Linked DNA regions of Homo sapiens: region 2 is linked to region 1. A link is an interaction called in ENCODE POLR2A ChIA-PET data of the cell type or tissue named here. Cell type or tissue: HepG2. All regions are shown on one strand. Links, peaks and the distances in the headings refer to the core of each region. The heading gives the core; the rest is flanking DNA. Region 1 has its middle 11 kb from the start of LINC01564. Region 2 overlaps GCLC (glutamate-cysteine ligase catalytic subunit).

Region 1 (16,695 bases), core at 4,390-9,389:
GTGTCTAATGTTGACATTATTAGAATAGAACAATTACCAAATTCAGAGTTAACTAAAGAATCTGTTTTGAATTGTGAAGACAAAAGTGAAGAAAGGGAAATGTTAGACATTTCAAAAGCTTGAAATAAGTATGTGAGCAAGCTGGCGCAGTGGCTCATGCCTGTAATCCCAGCACTTTGGGAGTCGGAGGCGGGTGGGTCACTTGACGTCAGGAGTTCGAGACCAGCATGGCCAATGTGGTGAAACCCCTCTCTACTAAAAATACAAAAATTAGCTGGTGTGGTGGCACACACCTGTAGTCCCAGCTACTCGGGAGGCTGAGGTGGGCGAATCACTTGCACCCTGGAGATGGAGGTTGCAGTGAGCTGAGAACACACCACTGCACTCCAGCCTGGGCGACAGAGCAAGAATGTCTCAATTAAAAAAAAGGAAGCAAAATACCTTGATTTTTATTATATACCAGATGTAGCCGATTGTGAACAAGTATGTAACATTATTAAGTATGTTCACATTAAGAATGATGTTATATCAACAGAAAAAAGTTATACTGACTTTATTGAAATGTGAAAGAAAAAACTAGATATGATCTACCTCGTGAAATTATTAATGAATTGGAAACAGATAATATTGACATAAAAATGCTAATTGCCTGGGAAATGATAATAGAGCAAATATGGCTTGTGTATACAAAGATGTGTGGCCATTATTTCCACCAAAAATGATTATGTCAAACATGTGAAGTACTCAGCTCATAGTCTTAGTTTAATACATGAAAACATTGCTTCTGTGAATAGAAATATGATAACCATTTTTAGTATTGTACAGAGGATATATACATTTTTTGGAGAATTCAATAGACAGATGTAATATTATATGTCTGTTCTAAGAATTACATCGTGGATACCTGATGGGCATCAAGATTAAATGGAATCAAGACATTTTGTATGCAAATTAAAGACACTTATCAAATATTAAAAGATGTAATATCAAATGACAGAATACATGATTCTATAATTGAAAGTATCTTGGTGCAATAGATTATACATTTTAATGAAACATCTGTATGGAATAATGTTTTAAGCTAGTGGAAAAAATTAATAAAGCTCTATTTTTTAAAAAAAATTATATAAAGTTATATGCTTAATAGAAGACCTATCTCTTTGCTTATAATAAATAAGAAAAAATACTTTGAAAAAATATTTGATTAATAAAAAGGTCTTAGCAAGAGATGAATATACCTCCAAAATTTGTAAATGAATGAAAAAGAAAAAATTTAAAAATTGGCAATCTGTAAATCACTGCATGGAGATATTATTACGGGAAAAGTGCACGTCAAACAAAATTCTGGAGACTATAGCTATCTTAATTTCACATTTAAATGAAAATGTGAAAAAGCAGGTAAAGCATCTTAATATTTTGATTTTTTTTTTTTTTTTGAGACAGGGTCTCACTCTGTTGCTCAGGCTGGAGTGCACGATTTTGGCTCACTGCAGCCTCTGCCTCCTGGGTTCAAGTGATTCTCCCACCTCAGCCTCCTTAGTTAGCTGGGATTACAGGCCTGTGCCACCATGCCTAACTAATTTTTGTATTTTTTGGTAGAGACAGGGTTTCACCACATTGGCCAGGCTGGAACATTTTGAATTTGTAACAAAAAAAAAGTTATTTTCTATGATTACATTTGATGTACAAAAGGCAGTCACCCACTTGACTCTTAAACATTCTGACAACTTAAGGTCTGTAGAAATTTCATCCAAAATAGTTTTAAGCAGTGTACAATTTCAATGATTTGTAATATAAAATCAGTATAAGGTTCAGATTTTCTGAAACGGACGCAAGTATTTTACTTGGTGCAATCTTATCCAAATTTGGAAGTGGCCTTGAGAATTTTTTTTAACAGCAATCACAGTGGTGCCCCATAAAATAATGTAAGATAAGCAAAAAAGTAGATTTTGAAAATATTATGGATGAGTTTGCTTCCATTAAATCCAGGAAAGTAAGATTATAATGAATTGTTTTGTTGTAAATAAAATCTTTACACTGAACATAGTATTGTGGGTTTTAATAATAGGTATTTTTAAAATTTTTCAATATTTTTATTATTTTAGTGTTTAAATATCCACAAAATACATAAAAAACATATATAGAGGGGTGCAATTTTTGTTTTCTGTTTTTCTGCTTCGGGCTCCAATATGGCTCAGCGTGGCATCTCAATGGATTACAGTAATAAAAAGGAACGAACTCCTGAAGCATGCCACAGCATTGATAAATCTCAAATGCATTGTGTGAAGTACGAGAAGCCGACTCAAAAGGCAGCACTCTATATGATTCCATTTGACCTTCCAGAGTAGGAATAATGATAGGAATGACCTTCTAGAGTAGGAATAATGATAGGAACAGAATACAGATGTTTGGTTACCAGGGACTGGGGCAGGGGTTGTGGGAGTGGTACAGAAAGGATTGGCTACTTAGAGGAAGGGGAGGATTTTTGAGATAGATAGAACTGTTCGATATCTTGATTGTGATTGTGGTTACACAATTGTATGTTTTTGGAAAACCTCATAGGATTCTACATTAAGAAGAATCAGTATTTCTATTTCTCTGTAGGTACCGTCGTGAGCCTTAGATAATTTTATAGCAGGGTAGCATACACAAATTTTTGTTTGGAGAAGATTGCTTTGGCTATGTAAGAAACACAAATTGAGTCTAGGATAATAGCCCTTGTACAAATTGTTGACTCTCTGAAGTTCTCTTTTGTCCTTGGTTATTTTGGAGTTCTCCAATTTGCTCTACATTTATGGCCTATTATTTAGCTAACATCTTGTTTGTTTGGGGGGCCTAAATGTTCCTTGCAAGTAATAGGCCCAGGATGTTAACTGGTTTCTCCAGAATTGCCTAACTCCACTTGAGGCTGAGAGTTCAAGAGTCTCTTGAAAACACATGTTTTCTCAAGGTTGGGCTTAATCACCTTTTAATAAAATCTTGGCTTGGAGACAACCATGTTCAGGGTGCATGTCAGAGCAAAGGTTTCTAGTCTTTGGAGGTTTTCACCCACACCTCAATTATATTCTTCATTATCCTCTTGGCAAGCTGGCTAGATTTCTAAATCACATGGAGTTCCCCTAAGAGTTTGTATATCCTGAGATGTACACTTGGGAAGTGACTAACTTCCAAAAGTGACACTTCCCAAGTGACTGACAATAGTAAGCTTTTATTATTTTATGTTTCCATAGTCCATTTCACATATACATTATAGCTATCCTTTTATAAAGGATTTTGAAAGTTTAGAGTTGTAAGAAGCTTTAGCATCTTGCTACTCAAAATGTGGTCCACCAGTCAGCATCTGTATCACCTGAAAGCTTGGGAGAGACGCAGAATCTCTGGCCCGACACCAGGCCTACTAAGTCAGAATGCATATTAAAAACTCCCCGCCCCCAACCGATAATCTGCAGGCACATGAAAATTTGAGAAGCACTGATGTAGTTATTGTCTGACTTAATCACTTACCTGGGGCTTGCACAGCAACCCTGCAGAGCTCTCCCACAGCAACCCCGCAGAGTTGAAGTATGGTTAGTTTATTGTATTTTTGTACCTTACAATACTATATTATACAGTATTTGTATAATACAGTGCTTGTACAGTATAACATGAATATTGAAAAGATAATACATGGAACCTTTTGGTTATCATATTTATCATATAAATAAATGTGTTTAGCTGAAATTTGATAAGCACACAAAACATTCCTAGGGAACTGTTAAATATCATTTGCATTGCAAAGCTGAGAAAAGTATCTGCTTAGATATTTTCAGGCAGAGGATCATCTCAGAGTAACAAACAAGAGCAAAGATGTTTTGTGCAGCTGCTTTACCTTCTACCCTTGTGATATCCTGCAGCAAGGATGCCCCTGAGAGGGCAAATACTAATATTAAATCATACTGGTCAGTGATATTTTGGGGATGAATCCTGGGACTAACTCAGCATTCAAATGTACATAGTGTTTAGAATTTAGGAAGAATTTTTGATGTCTTCATGCTGAGTGACTAATTTATAAAAATGGTTTAAATTAGTCAAATTTAAGCAACATACTTATCTGATATTATCCCCGATTCTTAAAGTTTCAGGATTTCTTTTTTCATTTCTGCCTGCATTCATTTAGTTGTTTATATGATTCCCCTAAACTTTCTGCCAAATTGTATATTTACATTGAAGTCATCTTTCTAACCACAGTTCTTCAATTCCCTATTTAAACCATTGGGTTTAGAGGTGTTTGAGAATTCAGAACTTTTCAAAGTTAGAAGATCCTATTTATTATGTAATATCCCAAGTAGGGTCTGGGGCAGTACTCTTTAATCAAACATGAATATTTCTGCAACATATAAACAATTTACACTAAATCATATGAACGAAGACTTCAAATAGCCTCTCCTTGGGTCACATCAGGTTTTTGTCACAAAATCAGTTACATAAACTTTTCTGTTTTCATAGTTTTCTTTATTTTGTTTTTATATTTTGCAATTGTGGATTTAAAAAGATGGACCTGTGTACAATAACAATATGAGAAGAAATTTTAGAAGTTCTTTAGTTTACCTTTTTTCTCAAAGTAGTAGTAAGGACAGCAAAAATTAATGTGAATGGGTATTTATCCAAAACTAAAATTTTTCAGTATTCCATAACTTTCTCAATATTTAACAAATAATACAGTCATAATATCATGTGAGGCTGAGGCTATCCTTATATCTGCTCATGCCAATTCTCATCCCCTTTCTTTCTAAAAAATAAAGGCTAAACTAAAAATATTTGCTTCACCACAGTGTTGTGCAGCTGGAGGGGCCGTATGATTCAGGAGTATGATCCCATGAGATAGAAATAGAGGGTTTCTGTGAAAGCTTTTGGTTTCCTAACACAGGTCTCTCCCCTTCCCAACTCCCGCTTTCTTCTTCTCCCTGTCTTGAATACAGATGTAATACCTGGAGATGCAGCAGCTATCTTGCAACAAAGAAGTAATAAGCATTAAGACAAAAGCCTCACTCTAAGGGTGGTGGAGGTAAAAAAACAGAAACAGCAGCCTGTTGAACCTCCTTGGACTGCCCCAGACTTCTTGTTTCGTGGGGCAAACTTACTGTTTAAGCCACTGTTTTTGAGTTTCTGTTATTTGTAGCTAAACATATTCCTAAATGCTATAGTATGTCACTACCTTTTTTTTCTCATTTATTTAAATTTATTTATTTATAGACAGGGTCTCACTTTGTTGCCCAGGCTAGATTGCAGTGCACAGTCATAGCTCACTGTAGCCTCGACCTGCTGGGCTCAAGGGATCCTCCTGCCTCTGCCTCCCAAGTAGCTGGGACTACAGGAGCATGCCACCACACCCACCCAGCTAATTTTTTAAATTTTCAGTAGTGTTCCAAACTTGTGTGAGAGTGTAACCACCCAATAGTTTCTTCCTGCCCACTGCACAGACAAAATCAATCCACCAAGGCCAAGTCATTGCAATAAAATTTAATTGACACGAGGCCAGCCATGCCACGTGGGAGATGGAGTTATTACTCAAATCAATCTCCCTGAAAATTTGGAGGCTAGAGTTTTTCAAGGGTGGTTTGGGGAGCCAGGGAGTCTGCTTCTGGGTAGGGCCACAGGACTGGCTAGTGGGGTTTGGCAGGCCTGGGTGGAGACGTTGGTTCATTGGTCGTCAGAAATGCAGAAACCTGAAAAGACATCTCAAAAGGCCAATCTTAGGTTCTATAATAGTGATGTTATCGGCGGGAGTAATTAGGGGAGTTGCAATTTTTGAGACCTCCAGACTAATGGCTGGTAATCGTTTAAGTCTACACCTTAGCAGAATTCAGGCTCCTCTCATCCTAATAACCTGGTGGATGGATTAGCTTTCCTTAGCTTTACAAAGTGGTATAATTTTGGGGAAGCACTATTACCATTTAAACTCTAAACTAAATGTCTCCCAAAGTTATCTTGGCATAAGCCCAGGAATAATTAAGGCCAGTTTGGAGGTTAAAGGCTAGATGGGGGTTGGTTAGTTCAGATCTCATTCACTGTAATAATTTCCTGATTGTTATAATTTTTGCAAAAGTGATCTCAAGAGAAGAAAACTATGTATATGCATATGCATTTTTGTGTATATGAGTAAATATTTCTGTAGAGATGAACAAAAAGGTGATACCTAGCCTGGGCAGCAAAGTGAGACTCTGTCCAAATAAAAAAGTTAAAAATTAGCTGGTTGTGGTAGTGTGTACCTGCAGTCCCTGCTACTCAGGAGGCTGAGGCAATAGGATGGCTTGAGCCCAGGAGTGTGAGGCTGCAGTGAGCTATGATTGCACCGCTGCACTCCAGCCTGGGCAACAGGGAGAAACCCCATCTAAAAAAAAAAAAAGAAAGGTAGTATCATTGGTTGCCTTTGGGTAGAGAAAACAGGTGGCTGAGGATCAGAGCCAGGAGTGAGGCATGGCTTTTGTACATTTTAAATGTATTTTTAAAAATTAAATATATGTATCTTACTGTATGATTTAAATTATATACATTTCAAGAACAGACAAAATGAATTACGGTGATTGAGGTCAGAATACTATTAACTCTATGGGGAGATATTTACTGGAAAGTGGCATGAGGCGGTCTTCTCCAGCTAAGAGATCAGAGATATCCTCTATCTTGAATTAGATGGTGGTAACATAGGTACATGTATATGGAAAAAAAACATCAACTCCATACTACTATTTGTGCACTTGATGTACCTCAGTACAGTTTTAGAGCATATACTTTGAATAATAAGAAAGAAAATTAAGATAATTATTAATATTCTGTGGGCTTCTTGTTCACTATCATCTTAGTTCAAATTTCAACAATTTCCCTAATTTAAAGTTTTTTTAAAAGAGTTTTCATGTGAGAATGTGTATGTATACATATGAATGTCAATGCAGAGGAGATTTGTGGCCAATCTGTGGGTTATTTCCTATATAAAATAACCCTTCATTGACCTCACTTCATTGTCCAGTTATCACCCCAGTTTTTTACAGTCACGCTTTTTCAGCACTGCTGTGTGTAGGTGGGTATATGTGCCTAAACTCAGGACTAGTATACACCCAGGTATGAATAGATCAAGTCACATACTTAAGGATTTGATGTTGGAGTTTGCTTCTATAGCAAATGAATTTCTAAATATTAGCTCAGTGCAGCTTTGATGAGTGCACGATGAATCAGCAAAAGCTTAAATAAGGGAGTGTGCACCAATGACAAATTCCCTTTGCAAGGGAACTTTGATCTCTACTGGATGACTACCTGCTTCTGCTGTGCACTCGCTCTCTCCCTCTTTGCTTCTAGCATAACAAATACGTTCCCCTGCATTGAACGTGTTTTCCTAACAACAGTGGCGAGATGTGACAAGGAAACTTGTTTGGAGCAACGTCTGAGTCACAATAGAATTAGTATCAGGTACAAATGACCACAAAGTACAGGTGCTGAGTCACAGTGATTTGGGATTCTCTAGTAAAAAGGACATGTGGAGAACTTAACTTTTATTTCCTCTCTTTTGCTGGTGTAAGTTTGGAGGTATCGTCACACAATCACCTTTCATTCACTAACGCTCACATTTTAGGTGCTTTTCCTTCTTACATAATAAAATAGCAAAGCACATAGGCCTGGGGTCCCTGGGGAAAGCCAAGTCTGCCTGGCTGCCTTGAGAACTCTGGACTGGATTTGACATGGAGGAGTTGGGGATTGTTGCTCAGGGATCAGAACAGTGAAACTCAGGTTAATGAGTAAAGAGTGAGAATATGTGTTTGTATGTTTCTTAATCCCATCTACTAGGTGATTACAAAACTCATTCAAAGTTGAACACAGTAGAGGTATTTCAAGTTGCTTTAGAGAGAGAATTACACACACACAAAAAATCTTTAGGAGCCAGACAACCACTGTGGACACCAATAAGAGAGCTCCAACATTGGTGAGGTATAGACCCGTCAAAGTTGTTGGTAATAACAGCAAGGTCCATCTGGCAAGATTGGTCACCTGTGGTGGAAGTGGTGGTGACAGCAGGGATGCAACTGCAGCAATCAATGATGATGATCTCACTAGGGTGGGGAGGTGTTAAAGGCATCTTCACAGCAGCACAGTGCCCAGAATGCCAAAGAGCAGCAGGATGGATCCAGCATCCTCTCCTGATAAAAGAGGGCTAGAAGACGGGAGGCTCCGGGAAGTCTACTGGGTGAGTATTAGTCCACTCTCACATTGCTATCAAGAAATACCTGATACTGGGTAATTTATAGAGAAAAAAGGTTTAATTGACTCACGGTTCTGCAAGCTGTCCAGGAAGCATAGCGGCTTCTGACTCTGGGGTGGCCTCAGGAAGCTTCCAATCATGGAAGAAGGCAAAGTAGGGGCAGGTATCTCACATGGCAGTAGCAGGAGGAAGAGAGCGAGGGGGAGGTGCCACACACTCTTTAACTACCAGATCTGACAGATAACTCATTGTTCCAAGGGCAGGACAAAGGGGATGCTGCTAAACCATTCATGAGAAATCTGCCCGCATGATCCAATCACCTCCCACCAGGCTCCACCTCCAACACCGGATATTACAATTCAACACAAAATTTGGACAGGAACACAGATCCAAACTATATCAGGGTGGAGCCCTACATCTAATGTTTCTTGCCCTTGCTCTTGGTAGCTAGTGTCTCATTGGACTCTAGTGTCTGCTTGTTCTATTGGATCAGGAGCTCCTTGAGGGGAGGAGCCATATTAAATTCATCTCTGTACCCCTAGTGTTTAGCAGTGTTTTATTGAGTTAGTAAATAAATCCATCTCTATTCTTTATCAAAACTCTGAGCTGTGATGAAAAAGTCACTGTCTCCACCTGTGCTTTGGATCTGTCAGTAGGGCCTTTGCTTCTACAGTAACATCATCCTACACAGAGTAAACACCTACTGAGTGCTGATTATGCCTGCTGTGGTTACTACAATCTCTTAAGTTTGCCTTTAAGCTTTGTATGTAAAATTTTTAATTGCTTTGCTATTTTAATCTGATCACATTCCCCTGGTTCCTCCCTTTTAACTTTAAGCATATGCAATGTGCCCGTTTGCACAACAGTCTGAAGTTTTATTTCTATGATTCCTCCTTTTCTGCACAAATGTTCATGTTTCTCATACTTCCTATTACTTCTGAACATTTTCCTAATGACAGAAGTCATAGAAGCACTCCTTAAAAGTTGATTTTTTGTTTGTTTGTTTGTTTGTTTGTTTTGAGACATTCTGCCACCCAGGTTGGAGTGCAGTGGCATGATCATGGCTCACTGCAGCCTCGACCTCCTGGGCTCAGGTGATCCTCCCACCGAAGCCTCCTGAGTAGCCGGGACTACAGGCACCTGCCACCACACCCAGCTATTTTTTGTATTTTTTGTAGAGATGAGGTTTCACTATGTTGCCAAGGCTGGTCTAGAGCTTCTGGGCTCAAGCAATCTGCCCACCTCAGCCTCCCAAAATGTTAGAATTATAAGCAAGAGCCACTGTACCCAGCCGAGAGCTGATTTTATATTAATATCTACAGCTCTGGTTAGACACAGTCTCAGGGAATTTGTGGCCAGTCTGTAGTGTTGTCTCCTTACTTAAAAAATACTCCTTCCTTGACCTCACTTCAGTGTCTAATTATAATTTCATTTTCTACATCTATCCATGAAAAAAATGTATAGAGTGGGGGGAAATCTACCTTTCCACCTCCATTTCCTCATCATCCACTTCCACCTGAACTTGCTGCCACCTGACTTCAGCTTCACCACCTGTGAACACATCACTTTCTCTAAAGCCTCCCACGCTTTCCTTCTGACCTTGAGCCAGTGGGCTGTTTTCATACTTCTCTTTCATAGTTACTTAGTTGCGTTAACATTGTCAAAAAGTAAAACAAAACTCCCAAGCCTAAAGCCTCCCCTGCTTTGAGACAGTCTCCCCATCCTGACACCTGTGACCCTGAGTTCATCTGCATTATTCCAACCCATCTGGTGAATGAGTTAATGCTGATTTTTGATCATCCAACATGGTGTCAGCCTCCTTCAGCCTTCCAAGGTGAGCCTATGAATTTCCTCCCTTCTAAGTCCACATACGTTTGTTTCCTCCCACTCTGCATCTTTACCCCATTCATGGCACTCTTAACTCCACATAGCCCCTTAGTTTTCTAAACCCATTTAAAACCTTACACCATCAAGGAGAAGCATAGCTTCTTAAACTTTCCCTACTGTAATGGCTTCTCAGGGTTTGTGTGAACAGTGGGGGTTTTTAATTTTTTGGTATAATACTAATTTATCAACACATGTATACTTCTTGGTGAATATGCTTAAGGTTATTTTTTTCATGAGTGTATATTGCTCCCCGAGATCCTTTCTTGCATTTGGGTTTTTTCCAAAATGCTTAATATGGTCCTCCATATGCAGAGGACACTAGCTAAATATTGGTTAAAGTGGGTAACAATTAAAAATGTAATACTCCTGCCAGCTGAGTAAATACTTAACTTGCTTAATATGACCGTGACAATTTGTCCAGACACTGCCATTTCCTGCTTTCAGGGCACTGTTGTCTGTTGCTAACTTATTGCTCCTCTGGGTCTCCTTTTCCTACCTGGTTCAGATGTAGAATGTGGGGCTTACAAAGTTAGAGGAGGACATTTTCTTATGGGTTTTGTTACCTATACCAGTAAGTTAGAAGGAAAAACTCACTAAGGAAAAACCAAACCTAACCATTTTTTACACAGCCAACACAGAGCATTTCACCTCTAGTCTCCAAAATATATAGGGATTTCTCCCCACCAGCAACCAATAAATTCCCTAGCAGATATCAGCTATGTGTACTATAATTTAATTCAATTCTGACACTATCTATCTGGAGATAGCATCAGATCCCACAGAATAAGGGTTCTACCCCACAGGACTGCCCCCACTTCAGAGGCCGATCACGAGTTACAGGTTGTCACCTCTGCTTCTGCTGATCAGCTATAAGTCAAGATTCCCACTACTGTCTCCTTGGGTTCAATTAATTTGCTAGGATGACTTACACAACTCAGAGGAACACCTATTTTTGTTTACTGGTTTATTATAAAGGATACTAAAAAAGATACAGATGAACAGCCAGGAGGAAGAGATGCATAGGCAAGGCATGTGGGAAGGGGCATGGAGCTTCCATGCCCTCTCTGCATGTGCCACCCTCCAGGACTTTCCACACGTTCAGCTATCCAGAAGCTCCTGAACCTGGTCATTTTGAGTTTTTATGAAGGCTTCATCATGTAGGCATGATTGATTAAGTCATGAGCCATTGGTCAGCCCCTGTTTCTTCCCTGGAGGTGAAGGTTGATTGGTGGGACTTTAAGTCCCAACCGTCTAATCATGCCTTGGTCTTTCTGGTGACCAGCCCCCATACGGAAGCTACTTAGGGGTCCCTAGGCATCAGTAATCTCCACAGCATATCAAAGACACTCATCACTTTGGAGATTCCCAAGGGTTTTAGAAGCTGTATGTCAAGAAACAGGAGCAAGCCCAAATACATATTTCATAATATCATAACCATGTGACAACTTATCATAAAGACCAGGTACTCACTTACCAGACTGAATGCCTGTAAGAGTTGATGAAGTTTACTTGAGCGGAGAAGGAACTGATGGAAGCCTCTCGTGCCAGACAGGTTGAAGTTCAGGTTTGCCATACTCTAGTAGTATGATTTTGGCAAAGTTACTTAACTTCTCTGTGCCTCAGTTTCTTGTGCCAATGAAAGGAGATTGAGAAAGTGAATGGGGCAAAATACTAACATTTGATGAATCTGGGTAAAGGGTATACAGGCTTCTATCTACTATTTTTGTAACTTTTCTATAAATTTGAAATTATTTCAAAATAAAAAGTAAAAAAAATACTCTTGTGACTTGGAGACTCAATTTTTCCATTTGCAAGATAGTTGAGTTTTCACATATAGTCTTAAAGAATGATGCTAACATTTTCCGAGTGGCAAACTGGGACATTTTGTCTGAGGAATCTCTTTAAATTTTTTAAAGATAAAAGTCTTTCAAAGATTATAAGTTAAAGCACATTAATAAACAGACTTTTTAAAGAAGACTAAAATATATGACAAGAAATAAAAATGTAATAAACTACCTTTATTGGTTAATAAAAGACTTGAATTTTAAAGTCAGCAGTATATTGATCCACTAGTATTGTTTGAAGAACTCAGTTTGCTCAATAACGAATTTTTTTCCCCAAATTTCATTGCAAATCTTCATTGAAATTGAATTATCATTGTTGACACCTCCAATTCATCCAAAGTTCTTAACCTAACAATATTGCTTCTCAATGTGCCCAGAAGTGAAAAGACAAAATCATGTGTTTTTATTAGGTATGAAATATTCACATTCACAGAATAAAAATCTGTAAGTAAATTTTATCATCTCTAATACAAGGAGATTTTATCATCTCCTTTTGTGTGTTACACTCAGCTAGTAAGTTCTCTTTAAAATACAGTTTTGTGATACAAAGTTAATTTTAAAACCATATTACCAAATAGCAGAGAATGTCAAAAACATGATAAGTTGGCTTTCAGTTTAAAATGGAAATGTACTCCATTGCAACTTTTCCTAATTTTATACAGAGTCATGAAGACACTGAAAAGTGATGAATCCACATAACCATGACACTGGAAATGAAGTTTGAGTGGCAGTCAGAATCTGGGAGGAAGCATTGCTAAGTGAAAATCTTATGGAGCTTGACTAAAAATCCCTGTCAGGAACCGTCAAAAGCTGTGTCCCTGACATGAAAAATCTTGCTGGAAGTTGAGAGAGGTTTATGCCTACTCCGTGATCCGGGAACACAAGACCTTTACCAACCAAAAAAGTGGATAGCTGTTCTTCTGCTGTGAAGGTTAATAAAGGTAAACATTATAATGGCCAGGGCTGGGGTTGAGGCAGAAAGAAGGAAGAAGGAAAGAAAGAAAGAGACAAAGGTAATAATATTAGTAAAGGTAAATAATGTTAGTGTCTCTCAAAACAAAAATAATTTGACAGAAAAAAGAATCATTTTATATTGATAAAAGATGTAATCCATAAAATAGATGTAAAATTCATGAGCTTCTATAGTATTACAATCTTTAAATGGAAAATTGACAGAAATATAATTGTTATAAAAGACATTAAAATATTTTTCTCAAGATTTGGGAAAGACTAAAAAGTAAAACAAGATTGAATGAGTAGGCAGATCTTGAATTTTGTATTTTAAAAGTGGAGAATATACCTTTTCATGCAACCATGGATCATTTGCAGTAGCTGATCATACCACTGGGACACAGAGAAAATTTTACTATGTAATAAAAATGAGAACATGTAGAAGCCACATTCATATGATCAAAACTAACATACACTAAGAAAAGTTTAAACAAAGTCTTCAATCCATGAGTTATCTAACAATTTCTAAAATGAAGTCAGAGTATTTGTTTTTGAAACTTTAAAGTTTATATGTAATCTATAAGACAATATTCATAACAACACTTTATAACAACAAAATGGTGGAAATAACCCAAATGTTTGTTGGTAGAACATACCTATCAATGGAGAACTGTGCAACTATAAATGAGGAGTCTCCAAATATGTTTCTATTTTTATATACTCTGCAGAATGCATTGTTATATGAAAAAAGCAAAAATGGAGGTAAATATACAATGTGCTACCATTTATCCAAAACAGGTAACAAGAATATGAATATACATATATTAAAAATCACAACAGTCCAGGAGTGGTGGCTTATGCCTGAAATCCCAGCACTTTGGGAGATGGAGGTGGAGGATCATTTAAGCCCAGGAGTTTGAGACTAGGCTAAGCAACAGAGTGAGACATTGTCTCTACAAAAAAAAAAAAAAAAAAAAAGTTAGCTGGGCATGGTGGCATGCACCTGTGGTCCTAGCTATTTGGGAGGCTGAGGTGGGAGAATCACTTGAGCCCAGGAGGTCATGGCTGCAGTGAGCTGGGATCATGCCACTACACTCCAGCCTGGGTGACAGAGCAAGACCCTGTCTCAAAACAACAAAAACAACAAAACAAGGGTATAACAAAACAAACAAAACTGAACAAAAATTAAAAATTGTTTACCTATATGGGAACGGAGTAGAGAAAACATGGATTAAAAACAAAACTTCCTGATTATACCTTGTTTTGTAAGTTTGACTTTGGAATGGTGCAAAGATTTTACATAATTATCAAATCAAATTAACAAAAAATTTCTAAAAACTGAAAGGAAAATAAAAATTACTGTATTGAACTAGTTGCTTAACTACACAGAGAGGAACTATATTAAGTAACTTTAAAAAAACAACAGAGATTTAACATACAAACCTAGTGGGATATACCCTAAGAATAAAAAAAAATGCAAATACACTTTATGCCACTTTCAATTATCATGCTGTTTATAATAATACTGGCACTGCTATTCTGAAACTATGGTATATATTACAGGATATGGCAAATAAGTACTTATATTGTTAAGAACTAAGTTGTAAGTATGAGAAAAAAATATAAAAGCGAAGAAGCGCAAACCCTATAATCCTAAACTTGAATTGAAAACATCAGTATGAGCTCATGATATGTTTTCTCTTAACAAAACAAAATAACAACTTATTTCCTAACTCTGCCTGCTAAAAAGGCCTAGAAACAGTGACCAGCTCAGCAGCAATGAGTTCCCATAACACCCAGACTGTAGTTTCTAATACAATTTTTCACTAAAAGGAATCCATATTCTTGGAAAGTCAGCTAATTTGAAGACTGGGGAGCAAAAAATTCAAGAAGGCCTTTATCTTGGTTCTTTTGTGCTGTTATAACAAAGTACCTGAGACTGGGCAATTTATAAAAATCACAACTTTATTTCTCACAATTCTGGAGGCTAAAAGTTCAAGAATAAGGCACCAGCAAGTTCAGTGTCTAGAAAGGACCCAGCGTTTGCTTCGAAGATGGCGCCTTTCTGCTGCATTCTCTGAAGAGGATGGATGCTGTGTCCTCACATTGCAGAAGTCAGAAGGGGAAAAAGGGCCTAAGCTAGTTCCCTGTAGCCTTTTTGCAAGGTACTAATCCATGTCTCGTGGCTGAATCACTTCCCCAAAAGTCTTAACTCCCAACATCACCACAATAGAGATTAAATTTCAACACATGAATTTTGTGAGAACACATTGAAACCACAGCAGTCTTGGAACACATTGTCACACCACAAAGCAAGAACATTTCATTGACCACTAAAGTCGTGTCAGAAAGGACTCAGAATCCAATTTGAATATCTGGCCAAACTTCAGTGGCCAAAAAAGAGACAATTTGAATCAGGGATTGAGACATGGCAGCTTTGTTTAAATCCATGCATTCATAAAAGAACTCTTGGTCACCTATAGAGGGTTCTGGGAAATGAGCTCATTATTTTGAGAACTGGTAAATACAAGGAAAGGATCAAATGTGAATCCTACCTTTCCTGTACTAACTGTACCACAGAGTAACCAAATAGTTGACAAAGGAAGTTTCTCTATTATGAAGTATTCTTGCTAATACATGATTAAGGAATGAGAATTCGAGTATTTGCACATTCGAATGAAATAGTGGATTTAGGCTAAATGTCTAACATCACACTAAGAGAAACAACTGGGCGCCTGCTAACAAAAGTCCTGTCACTATCACCAATGGTGTCTTCTTGCAAAAAATTCCAATTATAAGTGATCAAATTACCTATTAGGGAGTGAGGGCACAGGTAATGCAGAAGACAGCAAACATATGAACAATAGACACCACATGGATGCAATTAGCAAAATCCACAATTCTGGAAATTCTGCAGGGCAAACTGACCTAGTTTCTTCACCATATACATGGCAAGGAGGGACTAGGGGGAGGAAGTGGCAGATGCTCTTGGTGCCCACCCATATCCTCTGTGCCCTTCACTGTGCTCAGCCTTGCTCCCAACTGTCAGTAGCTGCCTTTTGGTGCCTAAGAGCTTTTTTTTTTTTTTCTCCTGAACTGCAGAACGCCAGAAGTGCCAAGCAATTAACAACCCCAGAAGCAACCCTTAACCAATGATTAAATAAAGTGGATGATTACATACCCAAGCTCCTTCAACTCCCAGGGACATAATTCTGAGGTGGGTGTATGTTTATCCCTTTTTCAAGAACTTCCCCGAAGGATTAAGCTTCAGTCACCCACTGGTAAATTGCTTAACAGCTCAACCTCTATGGGTTTGGGTTGCTTTTTCTTGTATCACATGCTGTCTCCTTTATGGTGTACACTGCACTTTCCAAATTGACTACCTATACTTGAATCCTGTCTTAGATGTATTTCTGGAGGAACTCAAACTAAGGCAGATGGGGAACTATAGATTAAATGAAACTTAAGAGATGTCAACCAACTGCAAAGTGTGGAGCTGAGCAAAAAACAAAACAAAACAAAACAAACAAAAAAACTGTTCAAAAAGTTTATGAGACAATCAGGGATATTTAAATACTGACTGAATATTTTATAACATTTAGAAATTATTGGGGTTTTTAGGTGGCATAATACTGATAGGCTTATCTCTAAACCCATGATCAAATATTGGATATTTATAGATGAAATGTTAGGATGTCTGGGATTTGCTTTCAAATTAATATGGAGTGGAGTTGTGATTGGTGATGAGTTGACAATTATTAAAACTGGGCACTAGTATGTGAGACT
Region 2 (5,000 bases), core at 1-5,000, 98 kb before region 1:
TGCTCCCAAGGCTCCCTGTAACTTACCAAATCAATTCAGGTGTTCAAAGTCTGCCATGGTCTGCTTTCACTGTTTGCAACATGTCCCAAATTAACTCCAAAGACTTTGGTCAAACTTTAGTACCCACTTTGCCCAGGCATCTCTGGAGCCCCAATACCTTGCTCCTCCCTCCCTCATCTCTGCAGGATTAATAATTATCCTCCAGACTCATGCTTGTTTAGTCCAGAAGCTACCAGGCACACAGTGGCCACTGAGTACTTGAAATATGGCTTGTCCTAATGAAAACATGCACATGCTGTGAGAGTAAAATATACACCAGATTTTGAAGACTCCGTACAAAAAAAATGTAAAATTACTTGTGAGTAAAGGATTACATGGATCAAATGATAACATTTTTGGACGTTTTGGGTTAAACAAAATATAAAATTATGTTCATCTGGTTTTTACTTTAATGTGGCTATGAGAACATTTACAATTACATGTTTCTATGGGCAGTGCTGCTATAGACTCAGCTTAAATGCCACCTCTTCCGTGAAGCCTGCTTTGATTCCCTCAGTCAGAAGCACCTTACTTTCTCCAAGAAGGATTTCTGGTGCATCTTTTGACATCTGTCATAATCTATCTCTTCTTGAGCAGCTGAATTATTTTTATTTTCCTTTAAACACATGACAACATATGAAGTTAGAAACTACGTCTACAAATATCTGTCTTCCCCAAAAGGCTCTGCACATAGCAAACGTGAGGGCCTGTTAAAGGAATGAACGCTGAGAAGTCTCCATGTTCCCACTCTGGATCAGGAGCCTAGGCTCAGGATGACAGATGAGCATGCATTGTACAAAGCTAAGATCAGGCTAGTGAGAGCCTTAAAGCAACTTAAAACCTCAGAATTGAACAACAAACCAACAGAACTTGAAGTTAATGGAAGAGAGTGCCTATTATATATATCAGGTACTGCACCTATTTTATAAGTTATATAGAGTAAGATGGGCAAATCACAGATACTGATGGTTAGAGAGGACAAAAAAGGAGAAATAACTAAGAGAAAAAAAAAATCCCAGTAGGCATTTACAGACCTAGGACTGAAAATAATCTCCCTATTAAAAGAGTTATTCGCAGTGGCTCAGCGAATAACTTTGTGACGACTTGGAGAATTGACAAATCAAGCCTGGTGCACGCATCAACAACCAAGAAGCCTGGGGGTACTGAAGATGTGAACAGGTGCACATCTGCTATCTTCTCTGGTTACTTAGGAAGAGAGCCAAAACTCAGTTAATGCTCAAAAAGGATTTCTAGACAGAAATACTATACTCTCAGAAGTCAGGGGTCTAGTGAAGGGCATCTGCATTTCAACACAAAGCCATACTCACCTGAAGCGAGGGTGCTTGTTTATTGCTTCATCTGGAAAGAAGAGGGACTTGGAAGCTCCTCCTTCCACTGGGTTGGGTTTGACCTCGGGCAGTGTGAACCCAGGACAGCCTAATCTACAACAAATTGAAGAACTAAATAGATGGGATTTGTTTTCAAGAATTAATTGTGTGCAGTCTTGCCATCACTGCACCTGCCAAAGACACCTCATTTCTAGTATCCCCTTTTCAGAGGGCTTTGTGTTTACAAAACAGATGTTGTGTAAATACTGTGCCCCTTTACAACCACTCCCCACACTTCTTGCTCACAAGGATCTTCTTTTAATTCCAGCCCACTACTAACTTTATCCAAGTCTCCACTCACTCACAAACCACACAGCACTTACTCGGGTCCTCTCCATCTCTTCATCTAATAGGAAGGACTGATAGCACAGAAGTCATTTCCCTTGGTCACATCAGCTGTCATGGGTGACAGGTGTCCCCTACATGGCCTATGAGGTGTCTTCCTTTTCCATCTCTAAACTCTCAGATTATCTTTGGACCTGCTGCATGGCACCACTGCCTCCCACTTCCTGGTAGGCTCTGAATCTGGAAGGAGCCTGTTTTTTGCCTCTATAGGTCACCTCATGAGTCCCTCAAGATTAGGGAGTGTCTCTGCAGGTGTCCCCATCTACCCCTGAGATCACCCTCTGAAGTCTGAAACCCAATCCTATTCTCTTACTTGACTTAAGGAGCTCTAATTTCAACACAGAAAAATGAAGCTCCATATTTATTCCTAAGTGTAAAGCTCAAATTCTACATCACTTTTAGTGATGGCCCCAGTTTTTCCAAGTTAGGAATTTGAGGTCAATATTACATGTGCTGTGAGGGAGGACAAAGACTAAGCGAAAGCCAAACAAGGGAGGAGTTTTAAATTAGTGGGAAGAAACTTTTGGCTTGAGGATCAAGACTAGCTCATATCTTTTAAAAAAAAATTTTTTTTTTTTTTTTTTTTTTTCTGAGAAAGGGTCTTGCTCTGTCTCCCAGGCTGGAGTGCAGTGGTGCAATCATAGCTCAGTGCAGCCTTGAACTCCTGGGCTCAAGTCATCCTCCTGCCTCAGGCTCCTGAGTAGCTGGGATTACAGGCATGAGTCACTGTACCAAGTTTTTTTTTTTTTTTTTTTTTTTTTTTTCCAGGGACGAGGTCTCACTATGCTACCCAGAATGGTCTTTAACTCCTAGGCTCCAGTAATCCTTCTGCCTCAGCCTCCTAAAGTACTGGGATTACAAGCACGTGCCACCTCACCTGGCCATCAATGCCTTATTTTTAACCCCTACCTTTTCTTAATATAAAATAAAGTATCTGTTGCCTGCCCAAATCCACCTTGTAAACAATTGAAGGTAGTGATCTTATCTAGAAAACAGTTCCCAGCTACAAGGGTTCTTGAGAATTCTTGAAGCTATGTGCATTATTTACTATGAGCCTAGAACCTTAGGAATAGTCCTTTGGGAGAGTAATAAACTTAAATCTGAGGGGATTCCTTGCTCACCAGAATCAGATTGGATGAAGAGAGAATGAGAATGTGTTTGTGTGGAAGGGAGAAGGTAGAATCAGAACTTGCATCTTCGGACACCTACGGCACTGCTTCATTCTAGAGCAGTGCTGTCCCACAGAACTTTCTGGAGTGATGGAAATGTTTAATATCTCCACTATCCAAACCGATGTGGTAGTCACTAACCACGTGGCTACTGAGCCCTTGAAATGAGGCTAGTTCCTCAGTCACATCAGGAACTACAATTTTCATTTTATATAATTTTAATTTTAAATAGTCACATGATTACTGTTTTGGACTAGAGTTCCACACTATAAATCTTTGCATCTTTATAAAGTCACCCTGTTTACACTTAAGAACCAGAGCACTCCTTTCTCTCTTGATCCTATACTACAACAAAACTTTATCATTTATTGTGGATGTATAGGGAGGCTTCTAACCACTAAATAACTAATAATTATTGTTTCAAGTCCCAAAATACCTTCCTATATGGACAGGGTATAAAAAATTATACATATAATTTTTTCTAAATTACAGGTTTTTAGAATAAAGCTTATTCCTCTGTCTCAACTTTCCCTTCACAATGACTTAAGATGCTGAATCTTTTTATTTTTATTTATTTATTTATTTTGAGACGGAGGCTTGCTTTGTCACCCAGGCTGGAGCAGAGCGGCACAATCTCAGCTCACTGCAACCTCCACCTCCCAGGTTCAAGCGGTTCTCCTGCCTCAGCCTCCGGAGTAGCTGGGATTACAGGCGCATGCCACCATACCTGGCTAATTTTTGTATTTTTTGTAAAGACGGGGTTTCACCATGTTGGCCAGGCTGGTCTCGAACTCCTGACTTCAGGTGATCCGCCTGCCTCGGCCTCCCAAAGTGCTGGGATTACAGGTGTAAGACACCATGCCCAGACACTAAATCTTTTTTAAAAAGGCAACTATCCCATATGGAACCATTCTCAAGGTAAAGGGCACATTAGGCTTAACCCAAAACTTTATTTTCTGGCCCAGAAGGAAACACCACTGCCCATCAATCCTATATATTCTTCAGCTTTAATATATAAAACAGTTCTGGTTTGTGTTACAAATCCCCTCCCACTTTCTTAATTTGCTAAGTGAAATGTACAACCCTCTTAATGTTAAGGGGAAAAAAATGAACATATAAGGTATTAAATTTTCCAGTTCACTAGAAGTTGTCATTTAACATCTGTAACCTACTCCTTGGCCTCTACTCTAGTACTCTTAAGGTTTTCAGGACAATGACCTATAGCAAAAGCCTTGATGTGTCTTCTCTCCCCAGCAGTTCACTGACTCTGTCATCTTTTAAACCACCCACTTTTCCTATCACCAGCACCCACGGGCATCCAGGCAGCCCTTGTCTCCCCTCAGGGAGCTCCCTCACTCACCTCCTAGTAAGCCCTGGCACCAGCTCCACAGCTACTCTCACACTACAGCCCAAGTGAGGGCTGCAAAGCAAAAAGGGGATGCCATCTGCCCAACCCAACCTTTCCAAGGCCTTCAACTGCTTTTAGGAGAACAACTAAAATTTATGGTTAACCTGACCTGGCCTGCCAATTACCTGCCAGCTTCCCTTTACCCCATACCTGCACTTCCTCCTCAGCCTCCTAGTCACACTGGCCAGCTTGCTTTCTTCTAGTTCCCAGGAAGTCCCCGCTTGTTTGGTTCATCCTAGGACTTCTACACACACTGCTCCCCCTCCCTAAGACTGTCCTCCGCTCCTCATTCCTATTTCACTCCTCCTGGAACCTTGGACATCCCACCCCCTCCCCCTCCACCCACCAGAGTCCACTGGATACCTAGGTTGTACTCTTTGCTCCCCATCTCCTCCTGCTAGCACAGCCCCACTTTGACGCTTATGAATCTATGGGTATTTGATTGTTCTTCAACCCCCCAGCTCCACAGAGACAGAGCTGTCCGTCTTCACTCATGAGAGCATGCCCATTCTGCCTGCAGCAGGCACTCAAGTGTCTGAGTGAATGGCAGGGCCAATGATTTTTCACCTCCTCTTTCAAACATTAGGTCGAAGAAATGTGCCCACTCTAATCAAAACAAATCTGTCCACCCTCACCCAGCTGGGTTTTTCC

The links. Peaks named below come from ENCODE experiments on the same cell type or tissue, not always from the same donor. Only the 100,000 strongest peaks of a DNase experiment are listed, where the experiment ranks them.
Region 2: POLR2A ChIA-PET joins it to region 1 with 16 read pairs; 4 of 35 experiments call an interaction of 5 or more read pairs at or near these places.

What each region holds. Positions count from the first base shown.
Region 1 is chr6:53,608,589-53,625,283 of GRCh38, forward strand. No RefSeq gene overlaps it. Among named protein-coding and RNA genes, the nearest start is that of LINC01564, 11 kb to the right of the region's middle. RefSeq lists an enhancer at 6,823-8,022. In HepG2, for the core only: no CTCF peak of the experiment used is centred there; DNase peaks (open chromatin) are centred at 6,273, 7,283, 7,713 and 8,463; H3K4me3 peaks cover 1,311 bases.
Region 2 is chr6:53,514,742-53,519,741 of GRCh38, forward strand. GCLC (glutamate-cysteine ligase catalytic subunit) reads right to left here. Exons shown (of 16, transcript NM_001498.4): 4 at 1,368-1,481. Among named protein-coding and RNA genes, the nearest start is that of GCLC, 28 kb to the right of the region's middle. In HepG2, for the core only: no CTCF peak of the experiment used is centred there; a DNase peak (open chromatin) is centred at 2,510.